Regions from separate parts of the Homo sapiens genome. Here region 2 is linked to region 1. A link is a loop called in an ENCODE intact Hi-C map of the cell type or tissue named here. Cell type or tissue: Panc1. All regions are shown on one strand.

Region 1 (8,000 bases):
ACTCTGTGGGTTATCTGTTTACTCTGCTGACTCTTCCTTTTGCCGTGCAAAAGCTCTTTAGTTTAATTAAATAGCTATTTATTTTTGTTTTTATCGCATTTGCCTTTGGGTTCTTGGTCATGAAATCTTTGCCCAAGCCAATGTCTAGAAGGTTTTCCAATATAATCTTCTAGAATTTTTATAGTTTCAGATCTTAGATTTAAGTCCTTAATCCACCTTGAGTTGATTTTTGTATACGGCTAGAGAAGAGGATCCAGATTCATTCTACATATAGCTAGCCAATTATCCCAGCACCATTTGTTGAAAAATGTGTCCTTTCCCCACTTTACATTTTTGTTTGCTTTGTTGAAGATCAGTTGGCTGTAAGTATTCGGGTTCTTTTCTGGATTCTTTATTCTGTTCCATTGGTTTATGTGCTTATTTTTATACCAGTACCATGCTGTTTTATTGACTATAGACTTATAACATAGTTTGAAATCAGGTAGTGTGATGCCCCCAGATTGGTTCTTTTTGCTTAGTCTTGCTTTGGCTGTGCAGGCTCTTTTTTTGCTTCCATATGAATTTTAGAATTGATTTTTCTAAACCTGTAAAGAATGATGATGGTATTTTGATGGGGATTGCCTTGAATTTGTAGATTGCTTTTGGCAGTATGGTTATTTTCACAATATTGATTCTACCCATCCATGAGCATAGGATGTGTTACCATTTGTTTGTGTCATTTATGATTTTTTTCAGCAGTGTTAAACACAAGACTTTTTTTTTCTACTCGTTCTTTAACCCACAGCCCCTTGGCTTTGTTCCCAACAAACTCCTGGTGTAATTCTCCACCTCCTAATTTCCAGGTCAGTAGACTCTTTCCAACCATCACTTTGCTTGAACTTTCTGCATATCTGGCCTTGCCCACACCCACACCCCTGTCTTCTGCTCCTACCTAGTGGATGCTGTCTCCTGTGCCAGGTCTCCTGGAACCCCCGATCACTCCCTCAGTTTCCTTTGCTGGCTTTTCTTCCTTTTCACTCTCCTTAAATGAAATTCCCTATAGCTTAATCTTTGGATCTATTTGCATTCTCACCATAGTTTTAATGGTCATGTTTACAGAATGATTCACAAACCTGTATCAATCAGGACCCTTTGTCTCAAGTAATAGAAACCTGATTTCAGAAACAGAAACATAAATTTGCTTTGCACGCAGAAAGAAGGCCGAGGCAGCCCAAGAAACGTGAATGACAGGAAAGCCTACTATATGCTGTCTTATGTTACTTCTCTGTATTGGCCAACTACTTATATTGAAAATGATGACATAGAAGTAAAGAGAATTGTAATTCCTTACTCATCAATAAAGTGAGCAATGTTGGTAGAATGTGCACACATCGAGTAAGATGAAAACAGTCGAGTAACAGAAACCTGATTCAAATTTTGCTAAGAAACAAAGGGAGAGGTTGTTAACTCATTTATGTAACTCAGGACTCAACTGAGATGCTCAAAATCTGTACTCCTTGAAGGGTTTGTTTTTGTCTGTGTCTCTCAGCTCTGCTTTTCTCCACATTGGCCTCATTCTCAGGCAGTCCCTCTCTACCTGGTGACAAGTCCAGTGCTCTATGATGTCATGGTCCTCATGTCTCATCATCCCAGAGGAAAAGGGTGTCTCTTTCCCCACAGATGTAACCAGGTTCCTGTGGAGGACACGGCTTTGCTAAGCCTGCCTGGCTTCTGTGTCCTCCTCTGGGCCTGAGTGCAGAGGGTGAGAGTCCACATCCCCAGAACCATGGGGACTGAACAGGATTACTACAGAGCAGCAAAGAAGTGGGGCACCAAAGGAAAGGTGGGTTGTGGAAGGGATGGAAAGGGGAAGGAGATAATACATTCATTTTGACAATTTGAGGAGGTCTAGATTCAGGACATCAGGGCTGTCATCCTGGTTCTTTGGGTTTCTTGTCTTTTGTCTGTAAAATCGGAAGGTTGGAATTCTAAGGCCCTCTGTCCACCATCATCTTTCTTTAATTCTATGAATAATGGACACATAAAGCAGAAGCTTTTGAAGGTGCCTCTGGGCATAATCTGAGGGGCAGCAGAGCACAGTGGTTAGAAGTGTGAACTCTGGAAACAGATGTGTCATTCTGTGTGTGTCCATCATCTCAGGATCTGCTCAGTGGGCGTAGTCTCACAGAGCCCCAGGCTCAGAGAGCCTCACACTTATTTTAATGCTCTGCTGTCACTGTCTTGAAATTCTCAACAATTTTATGTTTGAACTTATGTTTTGCAAGTGAATTCTGACAGACATTGGAGCATACATGAGAGTAGGGAAGATAAGCACAGTATGTTAAGCCCAATAATAATAATGGAGTATCTGCTGTTCCTTGCTACCTTATTTCCTTACAGAGTACACAACACCTTGTGAACACAGAATTCTGGTGGACCCAGAATATGTGGGAGTTCAGTGAGACTTAAAGAGGAAAAGGTGAGCATGGCATATTGGCATATCTGCATATCTACCACTGACTTTTCGCTTGGGCCAGAACTTGCTTTGAATGCAGAAAGCAGGCCAAGGCATTCCAAGAAACATGAATTACAGGAAAGCCTACCATATGCTCTCTTATGCTACTTCTCTGTGTTGGCTAACTACTTGTACTGAAAATGATGACATAGAAGGAAAGAGAATTGTAATTCCCTACTCACCAATAAGCCCAAGGTGAGCAGTGTTGGTAGATTGTGCATATATCAAGTGAGATGAAAATAGTTGAGTTGGTTTTGTGCAGCATTTCTACCATTCTGGAGAGAGTGAAATACACACACATGAGCGACAAAATAACGAATTGTGAAATTTTGATTATTCTGTATATGAGTTACATGCTCTTTTATTTGCATTGAAAACACATTGCACAATATAAAAATGAATGGTAAAACTCATACAATGACAACATTAAATTTTTTATTAAAATAACATTAAATAGCAAATTAAAACATCATAACAAGTTGAGAGAGAGACTTAGAAAGAAAGGAAAAAGCTTTATATTTTCATACTTTTAATGGCACTTCTTTCCCTGCTTTTGGAACAAAAGGCTCCACATTTTGATTTTGCACTAAGCCTCACAAATTATTTAGCCTCCCCCTGAATCAGCAAATGACTTTACCTCCTGGTGATTCCGTTTCTCTATTTGTAAAGTGGGCACAAACACAGCAATGTCTCCATTATTGGACTGTTGCAAGAATGAACAGTGCTTAGCATTCAGTAGTTGCTCAATAAACATAAGCTTTTATTATAAAAATGAGTTAGTATAAGACATATCTTTATGATGTGAAATAGTCAATCTTTTTTTTGTTTGTTTGTTTTTGAGATGGGGCAGGGTGGGTCTCACTCCTGTTGCCCAGGCTGGAGTGCAATGGCATGATCATGGCTCACTGAAGTCTCAACCTCGGGGCTCAGGTGATTCTCCCAACTCAGCCCCCTGAGTAGCTGGGACTACGGGCATGCACCACCATGCCTGGCTTTTTTTTTTTTTAATTTTTTTTATTTTTTTTATTTTTAGTAGAGACAGGCTTTCGCCATGTTGCCTAGGCTGGTGGATTATTAGATCTTAAATTTCCCTCGATGGTGACTTTCTGTAAACCAAACTTGATAGCAAACTCCCCTCTTCTATACTTTTCCTATGTTGGAAAAGTTTATTGGAGTAGTTTGAATTTTTCACTGTAGTTTCATTAATAGGCTCACTTAATTTACTACTTAAATGATGCCATTGGCATTAGCAGAATACTTTATGTAGTCAGCAGCAGAACAAATAAAGTTAAGAAAAATATTTTAGGGGGAGAATATTGGGGATCAATCTTTTTTAATTCCAAATAAAAACTGAGGTAAGGATTAAGCTATTAAGTGAAAAAGCAGAAAAGGACATTTTCTACTTCTCAACAACAGATGGCGATGTAGCTAAGCAAATAGAGGACATTGTTCTCGGAGAAATTCTGTCTTCAAGTGCGAGGAAGCAAAGCTATAAACAACATATGGAAAACAATGAACATTTTAATTAGGTGTTAATAACTGAATATTGAATCTTTGTCTTCCACCTAACTCACAACAATGTTATGACAGCTAATTAATAAGTGATTGTAAAGGAAATGATTAATTATTTAGAGTAATAATTAGAATAGCTTACATGCTTGTAATCATAAAATGGTTTTAAAAGTAGACAGAGGCAAAGCAAGTTATTATTCTGTTGTTACAAAAATATTGCGGTGCCTCTTTCAGGATGATTCCTATTGTCATTCTGCATTGTCTGGATTTAATAAACAGGCACCATCATGCTTTTTTTTCCCATCAAGTTTCATTTCAGCCATGGAATAGAAAATCATGTATGTGTGGTTTTTAAAGGATTTTCTGTCATACTTATTTGAAATTATGTACATGGGAGTAAACTGAAGGCCTACCCATGTGGGGGGAACTTTTTGGAAAGATATTAACCACAGAACGAACCAAAACAAAACCCTGGACCAGAAGAATAAAGTCTCCCCCTAGAGTCTCTGTCTGTAGTGTCTGATTCTCATATATAAAATCAAAACTAAAAAGCAAGTGTATAATCCCAAACTTCTCCTCCTCCGCCTTCTCATTCTGTATTTCAAATCTCTTTGAACTGTCTCATGTCTTCAGGATATAATGAAATCCCTTGCTCTGGAAGGAAGCCACAATAGATATATTTCAAGACCTTTCCCTTTCCTTTCTGCTGGTAGCAGAGCTAATGTAGTTTACTTACTAGATGAGTCACCATGGATGCTGATACACTCAAGCCAAGTCTACCCTAGTGAGGGGAATTGGAGAATTGTGGCAATTATCTCATAATTTAAATAAACAAAGCTTCCCTCATTTTTGTTTCGGTTACCTGAATTTTTCAAGTGAATGTCTAATTTTAGTTTTGAATTATTAGAGGTTGTTCTTGCCTCAACCCTCTTAGTAGCTAGCAGAGCTCTGGACGGCTTTGAGGTGAAGTGCTTTAAGAATGTGCACCCAAGGCAAATGTATTCTGTGCTTTCTATTTTATCATCCCAAGCATTTCTACTTGGCATTTGGGGAAACAATGTGAATAACTCAAGTCTAGGATGAAACATTTCTGGAAGGCAGACAATATTGAGATCTGGAAATGGTTGTTTGGAGAGCCTAGATATTTCCAATCAGACAAAGACATTCATAATACCATGTCCTTCCAGACAATATGGACCCCAACACGTTTTGTGTGGACCACATGTTTCTCGGCTGGCCCCAGTCCAAGCCACCACCTGTACTGAAACTTCCAATTGGGAGTTTACGGCTGATCCTGGCTACCTCTCTTAATCACATCTTTCTTCTCAGACCATGTCCCCACCTTGCCAATGTGAATTCCTCCATCTTATTACCCCTCACTTAATGCGAGTGAACATTCGAGGGAGATAGAGGAGCTTTGCAAGTGTAAGGCATGGCTGTCATTTCCGGGTCCTAAAGCATCATATTGTTATTTAATACTTATATTCAATGTCTTAATTATTCAGCACCTTTAAGCCACAATTGTTTGGCTTCAAATAGAACCTGGGTGATGGTAGTTGCTAAGGTGTGAGCCCAAAATGACTATGATCTGCATTTCTTTTCATAGTGTGCATTTTTGAAGACTGACTCTCAACTTTCAGCTTTTGCCACTGCCTGTGATATGTCTTGCTCTATGTGACTCAGCATGAAAGGCTCATCTGGCAATCCCATCTCTAATTTCTTATCATTTGCCAGCAGGAGATAGCTATGTTGCCTGTTCAGAGAAGGAGCATCTATCTGATTGACAGGATGCTGTGGGTAGAAGTGGACGTTGGCAGTTGACGGACCTGGGTTTGAATCCCATCCTTTCACTTCAGTCACGTGCAATATTTCTTACCTTCCCTGAACTTCAACTTTTATTTCTGTAAAACAGGGATAATAATATATATCTGGCAGAATAGTGATTAGAAATAACTTGTGTAAAGTGCCCAGCAAAAGGTGAATGCTTAATAATGGTAACCATTGTTAAAACTTCTCTTTATGCAACAGGAGAGAAGATATTTCTATTCTTTTGCTATTATGCCTCATTCTCCTTTCTCCACCGTAGCAGGACTTTACCCCTCAGTTACATATTTTCTAAAAACATACTGTGAGCCCAACACTGTAGGGAACACAAATAACATGTGGTGCTGTGACTCTGTCTTTAATCAATTATGCTCTTATGAAGAAAAGACAAAATGGACATGCATGAAACACAATAATAATAATATCTAATATAGATGGAGAATTTTACTCTGTGACATATTTGTGTTAATGCTTTACAAATTAGATCTCATATCCTCATCACAATCATCCAGTCAACAAAAGTATTGTTGTCATTCCAATTTTACAGAATAGAAAAACCTCAGAGAGGTTAGGAGTCTTGCCCAAGGTCACACAGCTAATAGTGGCAGAATCAGGACTTAAACTTGGGCCATCTGACTCTGGAACCTGAGCTCTTAACCACGCTGTTTAATTGTTCACATGGACAGTATGAAGTGGTGCAAACAAAGGGCTGTCAATTTTCAGAGACTGGACAGACCATAGTAGGGTGGAATTTACCCAGAACATTTTTTGGAGGGAGTGTACCTTCATCTGAGTCCCACAAGGCATTCTTTAAAAGGGAACGGTTAACAGTAAAATATAACAGTCACAAGAAGGTGAATTAGAAGTTCCCCATGAAACCACATGTCCATCATTTTTCTGCTTGGCTTAATGCCAGGGCCTGAATCTTCTCAAGTAATTCATGGCTGGTTCAGGTGTCCCCAGCATCCTGTGATCTCATTTCTCTTACATCAATCATTTGGACATCATTGTTTAAGGAATCAAAGGATTTCTGTGCTGGAAGGGATGCCAGGAGCCCCGTCATGACCTCAAGGGAGAGGGTGGCAGTTGCCCAAGGTGACACAGCTGCCCCAGCTAGGAATTGGGTCTCTTGACTGCCATACTCATTCTCTTTCTGCTTTGACACATTGGGACCCTGCCTTTGATGGCATCAAGGATGGTGGTATAGGTCTTACACAAATTCTCCCAGTTCTGTTTCAAGTGGTTAGCACATAGCACTGTGCAATACTCATTTCCTCATTGGTACTTACCTTCTCTTTATCAAGGCAGTAAGAATTTCCCCAAAGACATTATTGGTCAGTCTGCATCTCCCTCATCAAAATGCTACTCTATTGTCTTGTTGAGAATCAAACACCATATGCTGGGGGCCCCTTCTCTCCTCCTCAGAAGTCGTGCTTCCCCCCAAACTGGAAGCAAAGCATGTTCACACTCAAAATCCTGAGCGTTTGATTAGATTTTAAAGTTGGCTGTACACCCTCTTCCTGCCACCCAATATGTTATGGGTTTGGCTGAAGAGGCTTTTGTTTTGAACTAATGTCTTTATTTAAAACAAAAATTCAGAGCCTGGTTCGACAAATGCATAAACAGGTATCCGATTTAGAGTGACTTCTTTGAAGAGGCAGCCTCTCGCCGGCTGTCAGTGGGTCCCTGCTGAGTTGTTTGATGCATTCACTGCATTTTATATTACTTAATGTGGCTTATGTATCTGCCAATAAATCTGAAATACAGGTCACAGAATATGTAGCTCAAGGAAATCCATAAAAGTAGTAGAGAGAGGCTTCACTAACTGCATCAGATTGCCAAAAGCTGAGGTCATTTCCTCTTGATAAAAATGTAGGGCTCCATAAATTATTTTTATCACCTCCAGAGTCAAGCAAACAGTTTTGCACAGATGCCAAAGGGGTTTCATTGCCTTTTCTCCTCTTTAAGCTGAAAACATTTTCCCAAGTCTTCTGCAAAGTGATTGTGTTTATCCTCCCTGCACCACCCCCCGCAGCATTATTAACATCCTAGTTTATTGCATGTAAATCTAGGAACATAAACACAATTGCACCTGGCTAGGGTCTTCAGTGAAAGTGACGCAAACACCTGAGCCTAGAAGATGGTTCTGATCTTGGTTTAAATATTCCCC
Region 2 (8,000 bases), 300 kb after region 1:
TTTGACATTTGAACTTTGTAAATGTCTTATTGTAATGAAAGAAAAGCAAACTTTAAAGCCAAAAATAAATAGGAACGAATTAATCAAATTGTATATAAAATTAAAGAGAAGAATTAACTTCAAGTGACTGTTGAACACAATTCTCTAACTGAGCTTGCATATTCTAAGAACAAGTAGAATTGACTCTACTTAGTATTTTTATATTAGAAGCAACACTGGTATTATAATTTTGAAAACTATTTAATTTTCATATGAGGTAAAGCAAATAAATTATGCCAATATTATCAGGAACCACGATTTTACGTAGAAAAGAAATCTGTATGATAAGATGTGCTTGACTCATATATTACATAATTGACCCTAAACCTGGAATTGAACATTTCTCCAAGCAGCTCTGGTTCCTCTTAGTGGGAAGTGGTATTTAAAAACCACAATCTGGGTACTAGAGAATACCGAAAAAAAAAAAAGTTCGCATTTATGTCTTTTTATTGCCCAAGTTTCTGGAGGCAGCTGCTTTGGTTTAGTTTTACCTCCAGCTGGAAATGTGAGTAGTAGGGGATGAGTTTAGAGGGGTTGAGTACTGTCAGATGGTAGAAGGCATGAAATGTCTATTATAAATCTGGAAGTTAGCTGATCAGTGAAAGAGAACAATTAAAGGTTAGTGGGACTAAGGTGCTTGCTATTGACAGCAACAAAGAATAATGTTTAGTCTGATGCATATTATGTACTTAAGTTATGTCATCTGAATCTAACACTGGAGTTCATAATTTCTTATCTGCCAATGTTTTATAACCTACTTATACAATGAGTACAAAGCCTTTATATAACTTTGCAAATTATGGTGGTATTTCTTGCTATTCCATTGTACCTACTTGAGGTCCTGGTCTTGGCTCAGCAGGATTTTAATTTTATTTTGCTACCAAATTAATACAATTTCAGTTAAATATGTATTGAACGTTAGATATGTGGGTAACAGCTATGCTAGGCAACCTGACTCTTGCGCTAATCCATAATGTCTCCAAATTTGTTTCTTAGGAAGTATACTTGTTTTGTTGTCACTCCCTATTTTATAAATTATAAAAATAATACATCTAGGAAAAAGAATAATTGAAATACTACAGGGTACAACGGTTTAAAAAAATAACAGTCCTCTTGGGCCAGCGGTGGCTCATGCCTATAATCTCAGCACTTTGGGAGGCCAAGGCGGGCAGATCACCTGTGGTCAGGAGTTCGGGACCAGCCTGGCTGATATGGTGAAACCCCATCTCTACTAAAAATAGAAAAATAAGCTGGGCGTGGTGGTGGGTGCCTGAAGTCCCAGCTACTTGGGAGGCTGAGGTAGGAGAATCACTTGAACCTGGAAGGAGGAGGTTGCAGTGAGCCGAGATCACACCACTGCACTCCAGCGTGTACAATAGAGCAAGACTCCGTCTCAAAAAACAAAAATAAAAAACAACAACAAAAAAAGGTGCTCTTATCCCCACTCTCATTTCTTATGAGTTTTTTATTTTTCCTTTGGTTACCACCTAATTCCAAATAATAGATGAGTAGCTCTTAATTTATAGACACCCTTGTTTGGGAAATTTCAATTTAACTCACCCATGTATACTAATTTTACCTTTCTTTCTGTGTCTCCCTTGAACTTGTTGGTTAAATTATTATTTTGGGTTTTATTGATGATTTTTATAACTTTAAATAATATACTGAAACCTCTACTTTTGGTTCTATCTGCTTTAGAGATCATCTCTTAATTCATGATTATTTAGAAATAAATTTAAACCTCTATATTACTTGACATTTTTTCTCTCACTTCCCTGATTTGTAAATTGTGCATCAGCTTTAGGATTATTTGTATATTATCCAAATTTTGACACTGATATTAAGTAATGTAATTATATAAGTGTGTTGTCCATAGGCTTATTCAAAATACTAGAAATTAATAAATAGAAGTTATATCATTATGATATATAAATATTATTTACAGCAGAACTAAATAGTGTGATTAGGTCTATGGAGAAAATAAATATAATTTTATGTTATTAAATTTGTGCTGCTTGTAAGAGAATGTGCCAGATGCCAATGCCAATGGGATTTTGTTTTTTTAGTATGCCATAAATTGCTTAAATTACTGCATATTTTAGTGTACTTTGCTTTTGATTCATGACTTTCTTGTTAACGGGGCTTATAATTGCATTTCTTAGTTTTCTTTTTGAGAAAAGAAGCTGTCCCATTTTTAGCAAAGTACTTGGATCTTTCAGCTTTTCCTTAGATCATAGTAGTTGTTGAATAAGATGTATTTGCTTTGAAGAAACTTTCCTCGGAACGCTGCAACTGCTGGTTCTAATTTAGTCAAGTTGGTATTTTTCTTTATCGCACTCTGTAGTAATTTCCTTGTTTCTTAGAGTCCATGACTTCTTTACTTTCTTTTTTTTTTTTTTTTTTTTTTTGAGACAGAGTCTCCCTCTGTCGTCCATGCTGGAGGGCAGTGGCATGATCTCTGCTCACTGCAACCTCTGCCTCCTGGGTTCAAGAGATTCTCCTGCCTCAGCCTCCAGAGTAGCTGGGATTATGAGCATGTGCCACCATGCCTGGCTAATTTTTGTATTTTTTTTTTAGTAGAGACAGGGTTTTGCCACATTGGCCTGACTGGTCTGGAACTCCTGATCTCAGGTGATCCTCCTGCCTCGGCTTCCCAAAGTACTAGGATTACAGGCATGAGCCACCATGCCCGGTCGACTTCTTATTTCTAGATTACATTTTTATTTACAGAAGTACTACACCCTTTAATAATTTTTTTTCATAGTGTGATAGGTAAACTTTATGACCTTGCATATATATATTATGGCCTTGTTTGTATATAATGAGAATATTTATTTTCACACTCCATAGCTTTTCTAGGTATAAAATTCTAGTTTCTGTATCATTTTCCTTCAGAACATCGAAGGCATTGCACCACTGCCTTCTAGCATCCAGTATTGTTCTTGAGAAGACTGGTGCCAATTGGATTTGAAATTTTCTTTGGTAGGTGACCTGCTTTTCGTTTTTCTCTGACAGCTTCTAGGATATTATTTTTATCATTGCTGTTCTTAAATTCATGAGCATTCAATTAAGGCCTTTAAAAATTTTTAAAAAATTGCCGGGTGTGGTGGCTCACGCCTGTAATCCCAGCACTTTGGGAGGCCGAGGTGGGCGGATCATGAGGTCAGAAGATCGAGACCATCCTAGCTAACATGGTGAAATCCAGTCTCTACTAAAAATACAAAAAATTAGCTGGGCGTGGTGGTGGGCGCCTGTAGTCCCAGCTACTCGGGAGACTGAGGCAGGAGAATGGCATGAACCCAGGAGGTGGAGCTTGCAGTGAGCCGAGATCACACCACTGCACTCCAGCCTGGGCGACAGAGCGAGGCTCCGTAAGAAATTTTTAAAAAATCCTACTAGGTTGTGGTTAAGCCCTGTCAATCTGCCGAGTTCTGGAAAATTTTCTTCTGTTTTTCATTGACTATCTTCTCCTCTTCATGTTTTCTTTTCCTTTTTACCTGGAACTTCTATTAGATAGTTATTGATCTGCTGGTTTATCCTCTATGTTTCTTACTTCCTTTTAAAAAAAATCTCATATTTCTAATTCTTTGTTATTTTGCGGAACGTTTTAGAAGAGTTCCCTAATAAGTTCTTTTAACACATTGGATTTGTTTTAATTTAGACTATTATATTTTTAATTTCTAATGCTTACTTTTTAAAAAATAGAGATAGAGTCTTGCAATGTTACCCAGGCTAATCTCGAATCTGGCTTCAAGTGATCCTCCACCTTGGCCTTCCAAGGTGCTGGGATTACAGGCATGAGCCACCACACCTGACCCTAATACTTATTTTTAAAATCAACTTATTGTTCTTGTTTTGGTGGTAGCTTATTCTTGTTTTTTATATATATTGTCTTAAATTTCTCTGAGCATATTTTCATTATTAATCTTAAAATCTCCATTTCCTCTGAAGTCAGGTATTCAGATGGTTGCTTCCTCCAAACCTCATGTTGAAATTTGAACCCTCGTGTGGGAGGGGGACCTAATGAAAGGTATTTGTGTCATGGCGTCAGATCCCTCTTGAATGGATTGATGGCCTTCCTCAGGGCTGATACTTACTCTATTAGACCCCGAGAGAGCTAGTTATTAAAAAGAGCCTGGAACCTCCCCCGCTATCTTTTTGCCTTCCTCTCTTGCCATGTGATCTCTCCACAGCTGGCTTCCCTTTGCTTTCCGCCATGAGTGGAAGCAGCCTGAGGCCCTCATCAGATGCAGATGCCCAGTTTTGAACTTTCCAGCCATCAAAATTGTGAGCTCTTTTCCTTTATAAATTACCCAGCCTCAGGTATGCCTTCAGAGCAACACAAAACAGAGACATTTTCTTCTGAACTGCTGATTTCCTTAAACATATCCTTATCGTTTGTTGTCTTTTGGATTTGTGAATTAAGCACAAGGTGTGTTGTATGAATGGTTGGTATGCATTTCCTCTGCTGTGATGCAGGTCTGTTTCTCTAAGATGCTTTGTTCACTTCCAAATGAGATGGCTACTTGGAAGCTTTGGTATGTGGGTGGCTGGTCCATAGCAGGCTTTACTTTGGGGCTGTTGGGATGGGAGCAGATCTTGCTCCTTTCGAAATGCCAAAATAAGATAGCCTTATTTGCAATTCCAGCATCCACCCTTGAGGTCGTGGCTTGGCTCAGGTATGTTTCCATGTCTAGAAAGTACTCTAGTTTATGTAGGGAGTAAACTTTGCTGATGCCAGTGTCTCTGCCCACTTGGGATGTGGATTTAAAAACTATGCTTTTTGGCATAGTTGTATATAGAATGTGTTGGAATCACTCTGGTTTCACTAAGAAATCCTTCTTTCCAGTTTTTCCTGGTCAATTCTGTATCCTTCCCTAGGGCCCTCTCAAGATGGATTGTGAGGTAGGATTTGATGGACATTTTGGGGCACTGCCCTTCAGCAAGTTCTTCACAGGTAGTGTGGCTTCTCTCTTTACAAGGTGGGGAGCTTTATACCTTTGCTCTCAGCTGTAGTCAGAAAACAGAAGAACTGGAGACAATATGATTAGTTATCTTTTAACATCTCTGTGCACAGAAAAAGAGTACTGTGTGGTCTCTCCACAGCCTGGACTCTCCCTTTGGACCTGAGTCTCCCAAGATTAGAGACTAACTTTTTCATCTTTATTTCTGTCTGCCGATGATGCTGATGCCAAACTGAATATCAGCAAATGCACCAGGAGGGAGGGTGCAAGAAGACTGGGTAATTTTGGAGTGGCTGAGGAAAGAAGGGACCAGAGGAGGAGAGAGAAGACTTCGGTGCAATGCTGAGCTGAATGGAGAAGAACCTGGTGAGTTCTTCCTTAAGGCCCAGGTTGTGATGTTGTAATTCTGTAATTACCTCAGAGCTAAATCTGTTTTATTTGTCTAGAAATGACATGACCAATGCAATAGACTTAACTTTGTAAAGTGTCAAGCCTTTGGGCAAAAGGAGAAATAAAAAAGACAAAGCCTGCTGGGTAAAGACAGAGAGAGTCCTGTTTGTTGATGGGCTTTGAAGTCCACTCTGAGTGCAGTTGGCTCCCCATCTCCAGCTGCCTTATGTGTTTATTCTTTAACTCTGAAAATGTGAAATTGTGTTCTCCCATCAGGAGAAACCTTCCTGACAGTTGCAAGTGCTCCACAGGAGTGTTTGGAGCGGGCCTGTGCAGGCCTGGTGATTAGGCCCTGTGTTGCTGACTGACAGACTCTCACTCCTGGGGGTCATCCTAGCTCCAGCAGCTCTGCAGGGAGAAGCTGAGCTGGACAGAATGGGAAAGGCTCTCTCTCTAGAGCCTGTATTAAAGAACGGGTCCTGCCATTTATGGAAGATGCCACTTTCTCTGTGGGGCTGAAATAATTGAGAAAATTAGTTCATGTTTTGATAGAGGAAATGGCATATTTTTTCTGTTCTATTTTGGCACTCATAATTCTAGAATGTGGCTGGATGAGTTGGTTTCCCGATGTCCAAGGACATTCGTATTAAGAACTGAAAATAAAATAATAGAAACTAGCATTTTTGTTGCACCCACTATTACAAGCTCTGTCATAGAGTGCTTTCAGCAAACTGTCTCATTCAATCTTGCCTCCTTCAGAAAAGGTTTTACTGTCTCCATTTCACATGCATGTAAGTGGAAAACTGGCATTTGAATGCAGATCTGTCTAGCTTCAGAATGCAACTTTTTCCTCCATTAAAACCCTTGTTTATTAAAGTAAAGAGTACTTGGCAAGCAGTAGGTAAAAGTCCCCATTTTGCTACTGATTAGATGATTTTAGGTGAATTAACCTCTTTGAGCTTCAGATTTCTCATCTGTAAAATAGAGATAATAACAGTACTAAGTTTGCAATCTGTTATGGGTGTTAAATGACTCTGTATATCTATCTGTTATCTGTCTATCTCTTATCTATCTATCTATTGAAAAACAATAACAGTCTTATAGAACGCCCATTTCCATGTAACAAGGTTTCTCAGCTTTAACACTATTGGCATTTTGGACTGGGTAATTTTTTGTTGCTAGCTTCTGGCTTATGCATTATAGTATATTTCACAGCATCCCTGACTTCTACCCACTAGATGCCAGTAGCAGCACCCTCCTCCCCACAATCATGACAACCAAAAATGCTCCAGACATTGCCGTATGTCTCCAGTAATTGCCCACCCCTCTGCTTAAGAACTACAGCCTCAGAGAGAACCCTTTCTGTCTTGGACACTATAGAGCAGCAATATGTAAACAGCAAATTTTTTACATAGTCAATAGCAAACAGTTTAGACTTTGTGGGCTACTTGTTCCCCGTTGAAACAACAAAACTCTGCCATTGTAAAGCATGAAAGAAGCTATAGACAATACATAAACAAATAAGCACTACCATGTTCCAGTAAAACTTCATTTACAAAAACAAGCTGGCCCCCAGGCTGTAGTTTGCTGACTCCTGCTTCAGAAAAAATGCAGAGTGAGCAAGTATGGAGTCCCCTCTTTAAATATGCCACACAGTCACTGTGTCCTACGGGCCTGGGACTGGCCTTGCATATAGGCAGAGGGGATTTTGTGAACACATAGACTGTGAGAAGGGCCCCTAAGACGCCCTGCGCCTCACAGGCTAGGTGTAGTGCCTCCCATATCACCAGGGAAGAATGATCTTGGGGGATGTGAAGCATGGCTTTGACCAGTCCTCTTCTAAAGAGCACATTCCTACAAGAAGGCTGGAAGATAAAGCTGTTATTAGTGAGCACTACCTATATGGGAACGAGTTTCTCTATTCAGAGGGATTCTTAATTCTCTGTAGTCACTGAACCTAGGACAAGGAGATGAGACAGGAGAACAGACCTAAAAAGAAGGGACTCTATAAAAGTGTGCAGCAGGGTCCCTGAGCACAAACTTGGCTGACAACTGAAACCTGCTGATAAAGAACATCTCCAGTTTAAACAGAAGAGGAAGTGGCACAAAAGTCAACTCTATTATTTGGCAAGGGTGTAATTAGGCTTACAAATGGACCTTTATTAATAAGGAGCACTAAAATTCTTCTCTAAATAGTACCCTGCAACCATCGTGTCAGCAGCCTGCAGGCTAAAGCATGTCCCTTATTATCATGATGCCGTATGCATCTGTCTCAATGGAATACCAAAAATAGTCTACCACAAACACATTCTCACAGTGCCACAGTGAGAGTCCTTGCCAAGTGCAAACAAGATGGTGGGGATGGAAAGGAAAGGGACTGAAATAGACTTGTCTGAGATTCACTGCTTTCTTTCATTGAGCTCATATCCACCACCTGTTAAACAAGGAAACATTTAAAAACATCTCCAACGTGATGGTATGCTTTCTTTTTGGTGTTACTATCCTTGCTTCTCTTGTAGAAGGAGAGGCCAATGAGATGTAAACAGCAGCCACGGGAAGCTTCAAGAAAAGTTCTTCCAAGGACTGACTTAGTTGTTAGATCCCTTT

What was found. A loop is a pair of places that touch in the nucleus more often than their neighbours do. Peaks named below come from ENCODE experiments on the same cell type or tissue, not always from the same donor. Only the 100,000 strongest peaks of a DNase experiment are listed, where the experiment ranks them.
Region 2: it touches region 1 in a loop (3-fold over the local background); 1 of 110 quality-filtered maps calls a loop at or near these places.

What each region holds. Positions count from the first base shown.
Region 1 is chr2:118,042,925-118,050,924 of GRCh38, forward strand. LOC102723413 (a long non-coding RNA gene) reads left to right here and starts at 1,642. Exons shown (of 3, transcript XR_923247.3): 1 at 1,642-1,822; 2 at 2,380-2,458. In Panc1, CTCF peaks have their summits at 3,936 and 4,145; a DNase peak (open chromatin) is centred at 3,937; H3K27me3 peaks cover 644 bases.
Region 2 is chr2:118,341,118-118,349,117 of GRCh38, forward strand. No RefSeq gene overlaps it. Among named protein-coding and RNA genes, the nearest start is that of THORLNC, 160 kb to the left of the region's middle. In Panc1, no CTCF peak of the experiment used is centred here; no DNase peak of the experiment used is centred here.